Regions from separate parts of the Mus musculus genome. Here region 1 is linked to region 2. A link is a loop called in an ENCODE intact Hi-C map of the cell type or tissue named here. Cell type or tissue: heart. All regions are shown on one strand.

Region 1 (8,000 bases), 680 kb after region 2:
GTTTCTCTAGCCCTGGCTGTCCTGGAACTCACTTTGTACACCAGGCTGGCCTCGAACTCAGAAATCCGCCTGCCTCTGCCTCCCGCGTGCTGGGATTAAAGGCATGCGCCACCACGGCCTAGCTATGTATTATCTTTGTATGTATGAGTGTATTTGTGTGTGTGTGTGTGTGTGTGTGTAGTGGGCCTGAGATGTGCCTCCTTCTACTAAGATAACCTGAGCACGTGAGCTCAGAAGGGAGGAGCCATCTTGCAGCTAGTGACTGCAGACTCACCAGACGGCAGCCAAGGCAAGTCACTTTGCACTGACGTGTGTTGGTGGAGACAAACTCAACAGCAATGGGTTGATTGAGAATTAAGGGCAGAACTGGGACTGAGGTATAAGGTCACTGAACTTGAGTCCAGCATCCCTGCCTGGTGGGAGGCTGCCTTCCGGGCTCACAGTGCTGTTGCGATTGGACTCTGGATATCATCCGCCATAGCTCTGATAACCAATGCAGAGGGTTAGAAAAGTGACTTGAGCACATGTCCCATTACAAGCTTCCTCTTTTGAAATATCGGGTCTTTAGGTGGGTTCAGGAACAAGAGTTCTGCAGCTTTTTCAACTGTCCTTTGCCACACTTGCTTTCCCTGGCTACTGTTTCAAGTCTCATCAAAGTCCACTCTCCGTCTAGGCCATGAGGCTGAAGGGAGCGGGTGCCTCCCTCTTGCTGCGGACTCTTCTGGTGTCTTTGGGGCCACCATCCTCCTGTTTATTATTTGTTTTCTCTTCACTGTAGAACTACTCATTAAACACAATTTGAGGATTCTTTTGATGGAAGAGGGCTTTCAAAGACAATATTACATGGGGTTTGCTTGCCAGCAGGGTCAGCCAGCAAGCACCCAGCTTTGGACCAAGACCCTGCATTCTCAGAGGACAAGGACTCCATTAACAGACTCCACAACTGAAGGTTGTTCTTTCCGCTTCCAGACTTATAAGGATTTCTGAAGTGCTTATTATTAGCCTAAACAGAGTGAGTGAGTGTCCTTATCATTCAAAAACAAATACACCTGTCTGGCAAGCAGAAGCTCTGCTTGGCTTTATGAACCAGGAAAATCAACATTGCATTCGGAGCCCAGCCAGTAAACATGAAGGGCCTGTAAAGTCATGTTGAAGGGGAAGGACCTCTGTAGCTGAACAGCCACCAGCTGAAGAATTGGAAGACAAGGCTTGTGGCCACCTGGCCTGCACATTCTCTCTCCCCTTCTCATGCAGGCGGTACAGTTAAGTGTGGCATACAGGAAGTGGGAAACCTCAACCATTACTAGAGAAAAGACCTAGGAGAGGCAGCAAAGGCACCCAGGGGTGGCTGAGAGGTCGAGACTCTTTCTGATTGTTCCCGAGTATTGGCACCTCCCTTGCTGAAAAAGCTTAGCTCTGGAACTTGGCTATAGCACCCTGCTTTCTCTCTCCCACCCCCTCTTTCTTTCTCTTTTGATGCCTAGGATCCAACCCAGGGCCTTGAACTTGGTAAGCAAGCACTTTACCATTGAACTGCATTCCTAACACAAGAAAAGGAGTATTTTATAACCCTAAGTCACCAGGCAATCAGGCCTGGTATTGGTTCAGTTGTTCAACTCATCTGACAGTAGCTTTGGGCTCTAAGACGATGTATTATTTTGTATAAGATAAACATTTAATGTGAGGTTCCTGCCCACTTGGGAGTCTATGATTTAATTCAGATATAAGAGATATGCCATCCAGGGCCCTCAACACACACCAGCTATGCACAGCCATTGGCAACACACTTTAGAGACATTTCTGTCGTTTAATATTCATTTATTAATATTATTAATAATTAATAAAGATTTGGTTTTAAGGAAATTAAAGCAGGAACTGCAAAGGTGGCTCAATGGTAAAGAATTCTGGCTGCTCTTGCATAGGACTGGGGTTTGATTCTCAGCACCCACAGGGTAATTAATAACCACCTGTAACCCCAGGTCCAGGGAGTCTGACACACTCTTCTGGCCTCCGTGAGCCCCAGGCACACCGAGTGGCATATAGACATACATGTAGCATGTAGGTAAAACACCCCCACACATAAAATACTAATAAAAAATGGTAAGAAATTTAAAAACAATAATAAATAAAAACATTGAGGATTAATTTCAAGAAATTATTCAAGGATTGAGTGTGTGGCTCAGTGGAAGAATAGGTACATAGCATGCATGAGGCCCTGGGTTTGACCTCAGCAACACACTGTAAAATTAAGAAATCACTGAGTATATGGTTGTTAATATTAGAGAATATAATCAACTAAAATTCAAAGTCATATTTATCCTATTTTTCAAATCCAGGGTAGGCTGCAGGAGACATCAAGTTTGAAAGCAGCAGGGTTCTGTTTAGACTCTATCCTACCACTTTTTCCCCTTGTTTTTGAGGGGCTCACCATGTAGTCTAGGCTGGTCTTGAACTCACGATCCTCCTACCTCAGCCTCCTGAGTACTGAGATTGCAGGTGTGTGCCACCAACCCTTTAAAACTGTGTAGACCTGTAACATAACTTGGTAAGCCTCAGTGTTCACTGTGGAAAGCATAGCTGTATCCACGTTGGGGTGTTGGTATGGAGATTAACTGAGATGGTGCATGCAGAAGTGCTCAGGCCTGTGCAGGGTGCTCGTTCTGCCCCATCCCTTCTCTCTCTACTGTTTTATATGAAGGATTACGCCTGTGTTTTATTTTAGTCAGCTCCCCCTCCCCCGTTCTTGGCTTTTCTTGTTGTTTTTGTTCTTGTTTTTTCTGGCTGATCTTGTCTCTTTGGTTTTCCTCCTTCTCCTCTCTGTGGATGTTTGTTTTGCACATGTTTATTTTTCCATCATGATCTTTCCTTGGGTTCTTTTTCTCATTTTCCTTTTTGCGGGCGTCTTTTGTTTTACCTGGGGGCTGTAAGCCCTTTGCACGTTGATGTCAACACTGATTGCTGATCTTGGACTTTGCAGGGGAAAGGGAGGGGGCGAGGTGTGGGAGGGCAGCTCTTAAGAGCCCTGGAGAAAGGATGTTGGGAGGTTCAAGTGGTCAGTTGCTCGGCTATCCATATTTTGCAGACACACACTTCAGTTCCTGGCTGGGAGTCTGACACTGTTTCCCACGAGTCCTCGGGGGTTTTTGGATCTGCCCAATCCCTTCTTTCCCTCCCTTCCAGTCTCTGCCTCGTAGTGTTGAAGCTAAGCTTTCCCCTTTTCAACTTCCTGCTTTCTCTCCAGCACGGTTTACATACAAGGTTCTTCTCTGCTGCAGAACACCCACTTGGAGGTGTGTGTGGCGATTGGGTTAGGAGGAGGATGCCATTGTTGATAATAGCAATAAGAATAATAGCTACAGATGAAGAGCCAGTGCTCACACAAGGCCAAAAGCCAAGACAGGGGAACTCTTGACCCTGGCCCACAGGGGACAGAGTCTAAGTGGAATCCAGACAATCTAAAGCCTAGGAAAAAACTAAGGGAGTGGTGGACGGTGACATAAGGGGAGCCCAGGGAATATTTCTGTCATTTTAATTTCCACAGACTTTTATTCATCACTTACCCGGAGCTAAGTCATGTCCTAGGCTCTGAGTATAATTTATTGAGCCCGTATGAAAAAGATCTCTACCTTTAAACAGTTTCTAAGTGTTCCAGCTGCAGTTTTAAAAGTTGTGTCTTTTTGAAATTAATATCTAGTGTTTTAAATTGAGATATAGTTATCTATCTTTGGAAACACCACAGAAAGGAACCTGGGGTTTGACTGCAGCAATGGGTTTTGTGATATATATAAGGAATAGTTAGTAATATGCCATAATTAGTAACTATATGTCATCATCATTATTATTATTGATGAGGGGTCTCCCTACAGAGCCTTGGCTATCCTGTACTCACTACATAGACCAGGCTGGCCTCAGACTTACAGAGATCCACCTGCTTTTGCCTCCAAGTTCTTGGAATTAAAGGCCTGTACCACCATGTCTGGACAACAGTACGTTTTAATTTTTTTTTTTCTTTTTGAGGCAAGGTCTCAGTATATATCCAGGCTACCCTTGAACTTAGAATCCTACTGCCTCAGCCTCTCAGGTGTGTAGGTTATAGGTGTAAACCACCATACCTGGTTATTTCTGTATGGAAATTTCAAGAAAACATAAGGATAATGTCAGAATAAATGTTCATTGCTTGTCACTCAACGTCAATAATTATCAACATGTAATCTTTTCTAAAAAGACTTATTTTGCCTTTTTGCCAAGATGGAGCTGAAAGCGAAAGCAAAGAAGGAAACTTCTGCCCCTCCCAAAGCCAAAGCCAAAGCCAAAGCCAAAGCCAAAGCCAAAGCCAAAGCCAAAAGCCTTGAAAGCTAAGAAAGCGGTGCTGGAAGTCCATCACCACAACAAAGAAGATCTGCACATAACCCACTTTCAGGCGGGGCGGCCAAGGACCCCGAGGAAGCCGCCCAAATATCCCCAAAAGAGTGCACCCAGGAGAAACAAACTGGGGCACCAAGCTATCACACCATACACCCCTGACCGCCGAGTCCGCCCTGGAGAAGACTGAAGACGGACAACAGCACGCTGTGTTCATTGTGAATGTCAAGGCCAAGGAGTACCAGATCAAACTAGCCGTGAAGAACTATGACACTGGTGTGGCCCACAGTCAATACCCTGATACAGCCAGACAGAGAGAAGAAGGTTTGGTTGGTTCCTGATTATGGTGTTGGGATACCCAACAGAGTCCATCTGGCTAATTCTTATTTTTCCTCCATAAGAAATGTTATTATGTTCTTAACTCCACCCCACCCTAATGTGTGTGTGTGTGTGTGTGTGTGTGTGTGTGTGTGTGTGTGTAGGTGTGTGGACATGAGTGCAATTGCCCTAGGAGTCCAAAGGCACTGGAGGTCCTGAAACCTGAGTTACAGACAGCTGCGAGCTTCCTGGTACATGCTCTTGGCCATATCTCTAGCCCCTAAATCAATCTTTAAACATCTTTTCCTCCAGTATTTCCCTGAAACATGTCAAGACATTTCCTCTGCACTTCAGTATGCACTGCAAGTGGACAAAGGTTCTCTCTACATAGCTGCTTGGCCATTATGACCTGCAGCAAAGGTAATGATAAGTCTGTAATACAGGCCAACACAAAGTCTGCACAGACTTTTCTAATTATCTCAGATTCTTTTCTTATAGTTGGCTTGTATGGGCTGGGATCAAAGCCAAACCAACACATTACCTTTGGTTGATCTGTTCTTAAAGCTCTTATCCTCCTGTGATAATAGTGTCTGTTCCCTCTTCCCTCTAAATGTTCGGGTCCAGTTGGTTTGCTTCTCTTCTCTGCTCTCTTCATGATCAGAATGCTCTTTTCTGTGACTGCTGGGAGTGTGAGCTTTTAAGGTCTCATGCCCTGAACAACACGTGGTTCAGAGGGTAAAAATGCCTGGCCCTCTTGCTTCGCTTTGAGACAACTCTGAAAGGAGAGCCCAACTTCCAAGCTCTGCAAGGTGATTTGAGATGTCAGAGGTCTTCTTTTCTTCGATTCCCTTTAGGGTGTCTTCCTGAGGTTCCCCCGACCAGAGAATTGAACACAAGTCTCAGGGAAAGGATGTTCTAGGAGAGCTGAGGGTCTACCAGGAGTGATCCTAGCAAGCAGAATCTAAAATGGGATTTTGGAGTTGGGTGTCCCACTTGCCAATTGGCAGTACAAAGGGGATTTCTGATAGATGGGATCCTGGCAGCTCCTACAGACTCAGAAGTGATTTTCAATAGAGGGTAAACTGTCACAGGGCCCTGAGGAAGGGAATGTGTTGTCAGGGACTGTCTCACAGGCGTTTGGTAAACTTGAGGCAATTAGGAAACATAACAATGATGGCAACTTGGATGGCTTTGGCTGGAGGCTACTGATGCAGTGGGGACAGGGCAGTGAAAATCTGCTCCTGATTAATCATTCACCCTGGGGCTTCCTTGGGAGCCTGCAATGGGTTTCTTATCTCTGCAGCCAGAGGGCAAAAATGGCTATCAGAGCGCAGACTTAAATGGAAGGGTAGTATGGATCTGGTAGTCAATGTGGTTGTGGTGTGCAGGTTAGACCCAGACTGGGCCTTTCCTGTGACTGGGGATGGAGGTATCTGTATCTGAATTAATGTACTGGAGGCAGGACATCATTGGATTCCCCTGAGATCTCCAGCCCCTGCAGACATGACCATTTCCCTTCTATTAAAGCCAACTCTCCCCTTGTTTCCAGAAGTTGTTTCCTCTCTCTCTCTCTCTCTCTGTCACTCTCTCTCTCTCACTCAGAATTCTTCATATCTGCACACTTTACCAAAGATGTGTTAAGCATACTGAATGAGCAATAAGGGACAAGTCCTTAAGGACTTTAAGACACCTGCCTTTCAGCAGACAGGAGATAATCTTCCCAAACGTCCGAGGGTCTATTGTTTCAGAGAAATGCCCAGAAATCAGGAGTGTGCTAGTGCATTCTCCCCAAAACGAAGGATAAATAATAGAATTTAAATCTTCCTGATGCTAAAAAGGAAACAATACACTCGCTAGGTCAATCTGCTCTTAGGGGCAGATCGCCTATGGGTAGAAGTCAGGTTTTGACCTGTTTGCTGAATGGCATGGGAGCTTTTCTAGGCTTATTTGGGACTCTTTCAGGGAAGGATCTGCAGCAGGTCCAGACTGGGAAAAGCAGCCCTGTTGTTTGGGGTACATGACATGAAAACTGGAAGTGCTGGTGATAGAAAAGATGTCACAAAGAATATACGGCAAACTCTCATAGGGAAATCACAACAAATGTCCACAGGGTTCTGGCTCAAGGCCATGCTCATTGTAGCAGAGAATGCTAGACCGTTCACAAAACAGCTGCTTTCGAGTTCCTAGCCCTTGTAGTTTTGGATTGTCTAATGACCTGTGGTCAGAGCTGGGTTTTGTCAGAACCATAAAATTATGAGACCAATTGGTAGGACGCAACAGGAATCTTCTGTAACTCGGGGGCAGCATGTGTTAGTACTTTTGCTTAACAATGACTGAAATACTTGAGAGAGCAACAAACAGGCAGAACGTGTATTTCGTGTATTTTGCTTCTGGTTTCTGTTAGCCTCTGGCCTTTGGCTCCGTTGATCCCGGGCCCATGGTGGGTGTCCTAATTACAGTTGCTATTGCTGTGATGAAGCGCCATGACCAAAGCGACTTTTGAAGGAATGGACTTATTTCAGCTTACATTTCCATGCATCTCTGAGGAAAGCCAGAGCAGGAACTCAAACAGGGTAGGATCCTGGAGGGAGGAGCTGATGCAGAGACCAAGGAGGTGTGCTGCTCACTGGCTTGCTCCTTCTCATTTGCTCAGCCTGCTTTCTTATAGAATCAGGACCAACACCCCAAGGGTGGCACTGCCTATCATGGGACCTTATCAATCATGAATTAAGAAAATGCCTTGCAGCCAGAGCTTATGGAGGCATTTTCTCAGTTGAGGTCCCTCCTTTTAGCTAACTCTAGCTTGTGTCAAGTTGGTGTAAGACTAGCCAGCACAGAGAGGTAGAACATTACAGCAGAAGAAAGGAGCAAGTAGAGGAGGAAATAGAGGTGGACAGGAAGTGGAGCGGAGAGACAGAAAGGGCCCAGACCCAAGACCTTTATAGTCCACCTCAGCAGCCTACCTCTTCCAACAAGGCCCTGCCTTCTGTTGCTCTACCACCTCCCAGTTCCCGCTTCAAAACTTGAATCCCCAGTAGATCAAATCCCTCATGAAGCCAATGTCTTTGGTGTCTAATTGTCTCTGGAGAAGTCAGCATTCCCAGAGGTGTGCTTAACTAATTCCCTAGGTAACCATCATACAGTGCTTCTGGGATTGTGAACAAATGGGTGGGAGGACACAAGAAAATTGCAGAGAGGTGGCCACAATGTGGCCCTACTGTGGTACACTCACTCTTTCTCAAACAGCAAATATGAGTCAGGTCCCTGTGAAGGCACAGGATGGTCTTCTGGCTTCTACATGATTGGTTTTGAAGTGCCAG
Region 2 (8,000 bases):
GGATCTAGCTTTTTAAAAGTCCATTCTTAGTGGCAGAATTTTGCAGGTAATACCCCACCCTAAGTCTCAGAATCAGTTTCTTCTCCACCCTGCCGGGAACTGTTCTGCTCTGTACAGCTCTCCCCATTCTTCAGTCTGAAGTATCTAAAACCACAAGACAAAGTAACCCTTTTCTCCTGTTAGTACAGGTTACTGTGGATAGTTATGGGTTACTATGGGTAGTTATGGGTTACTATCCATATACTATGTTAGTATGGGTAGTTATGGGGAGGCATTCTGTGGAAGTGAGGCAAAGTTACCACTAGGCAAAGTGAGGTCAGACTGCCAAAGAACAGAAATACAAATTCCAGCAGCACTGTTGTGGGTCCTAAGGACTATGGGAGGGCTGTGGGGAGAGGTGAGTAGGGAAGAGTAGAGAGAGAGAGAGAGAGAGAGAGAGAGAGAGAGAGAGAGAGAGAGAGAGAGCACACACAGAGGGAATTGTGCTTAGTCAGCAAACTAGCACTCACTTACCTTGGCATCCACTTTGTTAATATTGTTTTGGCAAGTGCAGGCTGTAACAATTAGATGATGGCAGCGTTTATGGACGACGCAGGTGCACACTGGGAAATTAAATCCAGCAATTACACATTTATCAGAGCCTCCTAGGACAGCCAGTTGCAGCAGTCAACGAAAGCTGCCCATGCCAGAAACTTGGCTTGGATGTCTGGCCACATCCTGGCAGCCAGTGCCCTCATCCTTCCTGCATCTACTGACACCATCCTAACAAGACCTTTGTTTACATCCAAGCTGTCTGCCATCTTGTCCTAAGCTGTCCTCGCCTTCCTGACTGCGCCCCATCCTTCAGAGAAATCTTTTCACAGTATAACCCTGGTCATTTCTGTCCATGCCTGAACACTTCCAGTGGGTTTCTCATGTCCATCAACAGTGTTCAAACCCAGCACGGTTCCAAACGTATGGCCTTTCTCTGCCTCTCCAACATAGCCTACTCACCTGGTAACTGCATCTAATGCTTATGACAAGATAAAACCCAAAGAATATCTCACCCCAAACTGCCTCTCCTCCTCTGATTTCCTACAGCCCCTCAGACTGACTCCTACTTCAAATCTTCCACATGTGGCTGGGGCCTGCCCGGAATTCCCTGAATGATGCTGGGGGCTGAATGGGCAGTTGAATAAACACTTGCAGAACGGTTCAACCAGCTGTGTGAATATTTAGAACTCTGACAATATGCTTTCCCGTTTGCAGCCCTATAAGGGTGTCGTAGTGTATATGGAATGAGCAAGAAGCTGGATATGGTGGCACATGAATTTAATCCCAGCACTTGGGAGGCAGAGGCAGGTGGAGATATGTGAGTTCAAGGTGTGTGTGGTGTGTGTGTGTGTGTGTGTGTGTGTGTGTGTGTGTGTGTGTGCGCGCGCGCGCGCGTGCGTGTGTGCGTGCGCGCACAGGACAACTCTGAATCTACCCTGCCACCTAGTGGGATCCAGGATTCAACCTCAGGTTCTCGGGCTGCACAGGAACGGCCTCCTGCCTGCTGAGCCACTGGCTGGCCAGACAGCATGAGTCTTGTGCTTTCTGTATGTTTCTTGTTTGTTACAGTAGGTTTAAGGTCCAGCGGGTGTTCTCTGCTGGTGAATGTTCCACGTGAGCTTAGGAGGAATGTGTTGTCTGACGCTGCAGGCTGGTGCTTCCCATCAACGTCAGTTTGATCACACTGTGACAGCTCTGTTTAGATCAACCAAAGCCTTACTGCTCCTCTGCCTGGCCTGGCCGAGGCCAGCAATGATCGACAGAGCAGCTATGACAGTAGGCCTGTCTACCTCCCTTGTGGTCCAAGGGCCTTGTTCTCACGTGCTTCCCTGCCCACTGTTAGGTATGTACACGCCAACCACATTCATGTCTGTCTGAAGAACCGGCCCGGTTACTACTACACACACAGTGGCCTTCTTAGCTCTGGCCGTTTCCTCTGCCTCAAGCCTGATTAGTCGGAAACACCACCCTGTGCTTCTGATGAGGGTGGGCCCGCATACTTCTCTCCTACCACACGTTTGGTTTTACGTTCTTCGGTGAAATGTAAACAAAACTTTCTCATGCCTCCTAACTAGTGTTCTTTCCTGTTCTTTAAAGAGCAGGTGCCCCACCAGAAGTCAGCCATCAGATGTCTCAGCGACATGCTGAGAGGAAAAACAACACAACAGATGTACCCTTAAGTCATACATTTTAATCTGTCAATGGTACCCTTGTGTATCTAGAGCTTCTCAATCTATATAAGAATGTATATGATGGAGATATATATATATGGATATATATATCACTAGAGAGCATACCCCTATATTAGACAGGTCCAGGCTGAAAACTGTTATCGTCCTACCTTGTGAGCTATTTTCTCACTTAGGACTGAATTCACATTTATAGGTCCCTTACAATTGCTATGCTTGCTCTCTCTAACTTTGAGAATTCAGTGGAAATTTTCATACATAACTTAGATTCAAGCTTATGTCTCAGTCAGTTCTCCTAAGTGGGGGGGGGGGGGGGGGGGGGAGACACGACCCACATTGCATTGCTTCCTCCAAAACAGAAAGAGGATTTTCCTTATTTACATGTGGACCGGCTCTGTAGAATACATGGCACGGCTACCAGTCACCTGCAGAGTGAAAGTCAAGATGCCCAGTACTACAGATACAGACTGACCAAACTCAGGGCAACAGGAAGGGAGCCCCACGGAAGGCCATGGGGACCCAGCCCACACCCCTACATAGAAGGAGGCTGCTTTCACACTTTGAATTTATTTAATTTTAAGTCTTCAAGAATGATACTAAGTTGATTTTACCTTAGAATTCTGAAAATGTATTTAATTGTGGATTTTTTTCTCACATTCGTTCATTCATTGAGTTACAGATCAAGACCATGGCCTGGTACATGCTAATATCTCATTTTAAAAATGAAGTTAATTAAAAAAAACTGAGGACTTTTTACTTTATTTTTTAAAATATTATTTATCCAATGTATATGAGTACATTGTAGCTGTCTTCAGACACACCAGAAGAGGGCATCAGATGCCATTACAGATGGTTGTGAGCCACCATGTGGTTGCTGGGAATTGAACTCAGGACCTCTGGAAGAGCAGTCAGTGCTCTTAACCGCTGAGCCATTTATTTTATGTTTATGGTGCTTGGCCTGTGTGTATTTTTTGCCATAAGCATGTAGTACCCCTGGAGGCCAGAAGAGGGCATCATATCCTCTAAACTTGCACAGTGTAAGCAGCCATGTGGGGGTGCTCACGACTGAACCCTCACAAACTATGCAAGAACAACAAGGGCTCTTCACCAGGGAACCACCTCTCCAGACCCTCGGTTTTTTGTTTTGTTCTGTTTTGTTTCTGAAACCAGAAAGCTAAAAAGATAAAGCTAATTTGGAGACGAGCATCCATTCCCTATGCAGGTGACATGAACACAGCATGCGACATCTCATCTTGTTAAAAGTGCAATGTAAAAACCAAGACTTTTATCTTCAAGACTCAAGGGCACACTCACCCTTGTATGCCTTGGACTCCTTCTTAGCTCTCTCAAGTTACTGAAGAGCGAACTTTAAGCTGCAAAGCTCTTCTGGGTGTTGATTTTAGAAATGAACAGATTCCCTCTATACTGTCAAAAACGTCCAGGGTCTGGTACGAACTAGAGTCTGCCATACGGGCACCATGTGTCTTACGGAGAGTTATCATGGTATTGATAGGAGGCAGCCTGGCCTGTCTTCTGTTGGTGTTATCATATTTTCACAAAGAAGCACAATTAAACACGGTTGTAAACATGTTTTTCTTACCTTGGCATTGATAACCCTGTTTCCCAAATACTCCCCTGTTCAAGACAAAAGGGAGAAAAATTACTGTCAGTCAAATGGTTCAGTAATAACATCTATAATTATACTTCTCTAGAAGAAGTGTGTTCCCTGGCCCCTTATGAAAAACATCTCTTCGGGGAAGAGGTACAGAAAGTGTGCTGTTCTGAGCCCTTGTTTATTACCAGGAGGCACAAAGAACACCAGCTGATGGATTAGACCGCTCCTGGTGATATAAACAGGAGGTGGTGAGGGTTCCCGTTTCTCCTCCCTTCAGCTGTCTCCTAAATCCTTAGTGAAAAGCAACTCAGCTCCTCCATTCACTCACACACACACACACACACACACACACACACACACACACACACACACTGCAGCTACCTGGCTCCAGCACTCTCCCTTGTCTTATCTCTACATCTCCCGCTGAAATCCACAGGGGGGCAGACGTGGTGCCATCATCTCCTTTCTGTTCATATTGATTTATGACTCACCCTGATGTGTTCTATGGTAGTGTGTGTGTGTGTGTGTGTGTGTGTGTGTGTGTGTGTTGGGGTCGGGAGTTGTAATTCTGTTTACAAATGCCATAAGTATGCTTAACCTTGACTCTCTTTGAAAGTAATTATTGCTTACATTTATTTTCTGCTATAGACTTGCCACGGCTTGTTCAGGCTTACTTCTTGTAAGACAGTGCCCCAAGTCTTTAGAATTTCTCAACCTTTAATTACATTAGTTCCTAACTGCTGGAGATGAGATGGTGGTAGAGGACCACTGGACGCCATGGCCTTCCTCCGGATGCCATATGTCTGGACACCACTGAGAACGAGGCTTTCTCACCACGATTATTCCTCATAACTGATCACACGATCCATGCCTTCCTCAAAGCATTAATAACTTCCTCAAAAATAATTTTCCTTTCTCCTCAGCCAGGTTTTCTAATTTATCAATTGATTGACTCTCCTCTCTCTCTGATTCATGCTCTTTCATCTATTAGCATCTTCAATAGAGTAACTAGTATACGAAATAATATCTAACATTTGGGTCCGTAAATTACTTAGTTTTGCTATTATTTTAGTAGGAGTTTAAACCTGTTAAAAGAGGATCAATGTATCGAATAGGAGGCAAAAGTCAGATCTGAAGAATAGTATCCATTATGTTTTCTCCTGAAACCACACATAAGCCAAAGAAGCCTCCAGCAGCAAGCCCAGGGATGGAGGTGAAAGTGGGGTGGGGTGGGGGTAAGCAGGCTGTCTCACCAGATGAACTCTCGGCAATGAGAGCAGTAGGTGGGCTGCCTCAGGTACGTGGCCATGAACTTATGTCCGTTCACTTGATGGACTCGTCTTCGCATAGCCCTTTGGCGCTTCCTGGTAAAATGCTTGAAGATGCGGTCTCTCTGGAGAGTGGCTGTGTGTTACAAGAAAGGAAGACATGGGCTGAGGATATGACTCAAAAAGTACTCACCACACAATCATCAGGACCAGAGTTCAAATCCCCTTAAATAGCTTGGATGGTAACACAGGTCTGTAATCTGAGCTCTGGAGGAACTTGTGTAGAGACAGGAGGAACTTTAGGGTTCCTTGGCAAACCAATTTAGTCTTCACTTCTGCCAACCTTAGAACCCAAATGATGGGGTTGTCCAAACACAGTCGGCACAGACCCTCCGATGTTAATCTGGATTAGGTAAAAGTGGGTGGGTTCGATTTTTTCTAAACTGATATATAAAAATAGTGGCTCCTAACTGAATTCCTTGCACACTGTGCAGCATCTAAGGATAGTGGATGTTTTGCATGCCATTATACTAGGCTTTCCCCAACACGTGCAGAAACGTGACGATTAAAGCCAGCTTACGTTCCCAGGATGCTTCTGAAATAAATCACTGCTATAAAGAACATGTAAGAACCTATGTGAAAATAAATTAATAATTTTATAATCTAGGCTAGAGGACTGACAGGCTGTATAGAGTGCAGAACCATGCTTCAATATATCTGTCTATTCCTGAGGAGCTGCTCAACACAGCATGAGCAGATTACCCATCATCTCGAACGGTTATCATTTCTTCATGATGGGAACATTCCAAACCCTTTCTTACAGCAATGTGATTAATATAATACAAGATTATTAACTACATCACCCTCTGTGTAGCAAAACACAAGGGTTTGCAATCTGGCTGTAACTGTTCTCAGTATCTAAAATGATTTTACTTAGGGTGTCTATTAGTGTGATAAAACACCATGACAAAGAAAGCAACTTGGGAAGAAAATGGTTTACTTCAGCTAATAACTCTCAGGGCACGCTCTATCCCTGAGGGAAGCCAGGGCGGGAACTCAAACACTAGAAGAACCTGGAGGCAGGAGTTGAAGCGGAGGCCATGGAGGAATGATGCTTACTGGCTTGCTTCTCATGACTTGCTCAGTCTGCTTTCTTATACCATCTAAAACCACTTGTCTAGGAATGGCCCCACCCACAGTGGACTGGGCCCTCCCACATCAACCATTAATCAAAAAAAAAAATGCTCTAGAAACTTGCCTTACGGAGGCATTGTTTTTTTCAATTATGATTCCCTCTTCCTCGATATGTCTAGGTTTGTGTCAAAGTGACAAAACCCAATGGAGTCAATCACAAATAAATGTTATTGAGGAATTATAGAAACATAAGAAAGCATAGAAAATATTATACTCCTATGATGGAAGAAGGGTAGCCAACCACTCAGGCCTTAAAAGATGAACGGATTCACAATTAGATATATAAAGTTCTGTTTGGCAAAGCACACAAAGAGTTGATAGAAACAAACTGAAGAGAAAAGGGGTTTGCCATACAAGGGAGAGGGTTACTACATAAGACATGTAGAAATCAGCCTGTCATAGTGGAACAGGCCTGAAATCTAGCTAACTGGGAGCTTGAGCCAGGAAGGTCACAAGTTCAAGACCAGCCTAGGGTATTTGGTGAATTCAAACCTAATCTGGGCTGTTTAGTGAGATCCTGTTTCCAGATAAAAAGTTTAAAAGAGGACTAGAGCTACAACTTGATGGGAAAGCACCTGGCTAGAACACCCTAGACCCTAGGGAATGAAGAGGCGGGAGGGAGGGGAGGAGGGAAGGAGGGAGGAACTCGAAGGACCCAATAAGGAAAACAAGTGAACAATCTCATAAAAATAAGGCTGAGATTATAAAAGACAATTTAAAAACTTCGCAGCTAGCCAGTAAACATGTCAAGGTATCGAATCCTATGTAAGACAGTCACTTAAGAACAAAACTAAATTTTGCTCTACTTCCTAAATTCATAAATATGAAGAGACTTGTGTGTGCACCTGACAGTGGTTGGTGGAAGGATAAACTGGGATCCTGAATGTCCAGGACTTATGGTATGTTCTCGGTACAAAGCCTCAGCACTCCCATGTACCAAGCAGGCAGCACTGCCTTCCTAGCTCTGTCCAGGAAGGGGCAACAAAGAGCACATTCAAAACACTCAGCACGAAGCATCAATCCATAGCACTAAAGACGGAAGCTATTTCAGAGATATTTGGCGGTGAGGACTAATATCTTTCAAAGTGTAAATGTGTATTTTCTTACATTCAGGAAACCACTTGAAGGATCTTTGGTTTTATATAAAAATATGCCAGTAAGCAAGAACATACAGTCTATCCAGGTATACGTACTGCAATCTGCTCCAGGAGAACCTGGGTCAGCTAGGTGCTATGGTACACCTATAGCCCCAGTATGCAGGAGGCTGAAGCAGGAGGGCTGCTTGAGCCCAGAGCACTGAGGACCATCTGGGTAACAAAGCGAGACCCTCAATTTTAAAAGTTCTTACATTGACAATAATCTAGACGCACTTGGAAGCAAAGGGGACACTACTATCGATGAGCATGGGTCACAGAAGGGATCAGTTCATCCAAGTTTCTTATATTCACGCATGGAAATGGCATAAGGAAACCCTGTTTCATACGCTAACATCCACTAATAAAAGACAGAGGGGGAATTAGAGTCTATATTAGGAAGCCCGAAGAATATGCAAGAAGAGCCAAAGTGAATCTGGATAAAAGGCCATTGAACTCAGAGGCCCAGACACAGGTAAAACTTACAGCTGTTTTTGGGAAGGAGTTTGCAGTCTCTGTTGTACTACCTAATTCACTTCTCTCTCATGTCTTCTGTCTCAAGAAGATA

The links. A loop is a pair of places that touch in the nucleus more often than their neighbours do. Peaks named below come from ENCODE experiments on the same cell type or tissue, not always from the same donor. Only the 100,000 strongest peaks of a DNase experiment are listed, where the experiment ranks them.
Region 1: it touches region 2 in a loop (2.7-fold over the local background); 3 of 42 quality-filtered maps call a loop at or near these places.

The regions. Positions count from the first base shown.
Region 1 is chr12:73,007,721-73,015,720 of GRCm38, reverse strand. No RefSeq gene overlaps it. Among named protein-coding and RNA genes, the nearest start is that of Gm51264, 34 kb to the left of the region's middle. In heart, no CTCF peak of the experiment used is centred here; DNase peaks (open chromatin) are centred at 3,110 and 3,390.
Region 2 is chr12:73,688,789-73,696,788 of GRCm38, reverse strand. It overlaps Prkch (protein kinase C, eta), which reads right to left. Exons shown (of 14, transcript NM_008856.4): 3 at 5,091-5,241; 4 at 3,823-3,857; 5 at 514-602. Among named protein-coding and RNA genes, the nearest start is that of Gm34189, 89 kb to the left of the region's middle. In heart, CTCF peaks have their summits at 3,224 (motif pointing right) and 7,264; DNase peaks (open chromatin) are centred at 3,258 and 4,255.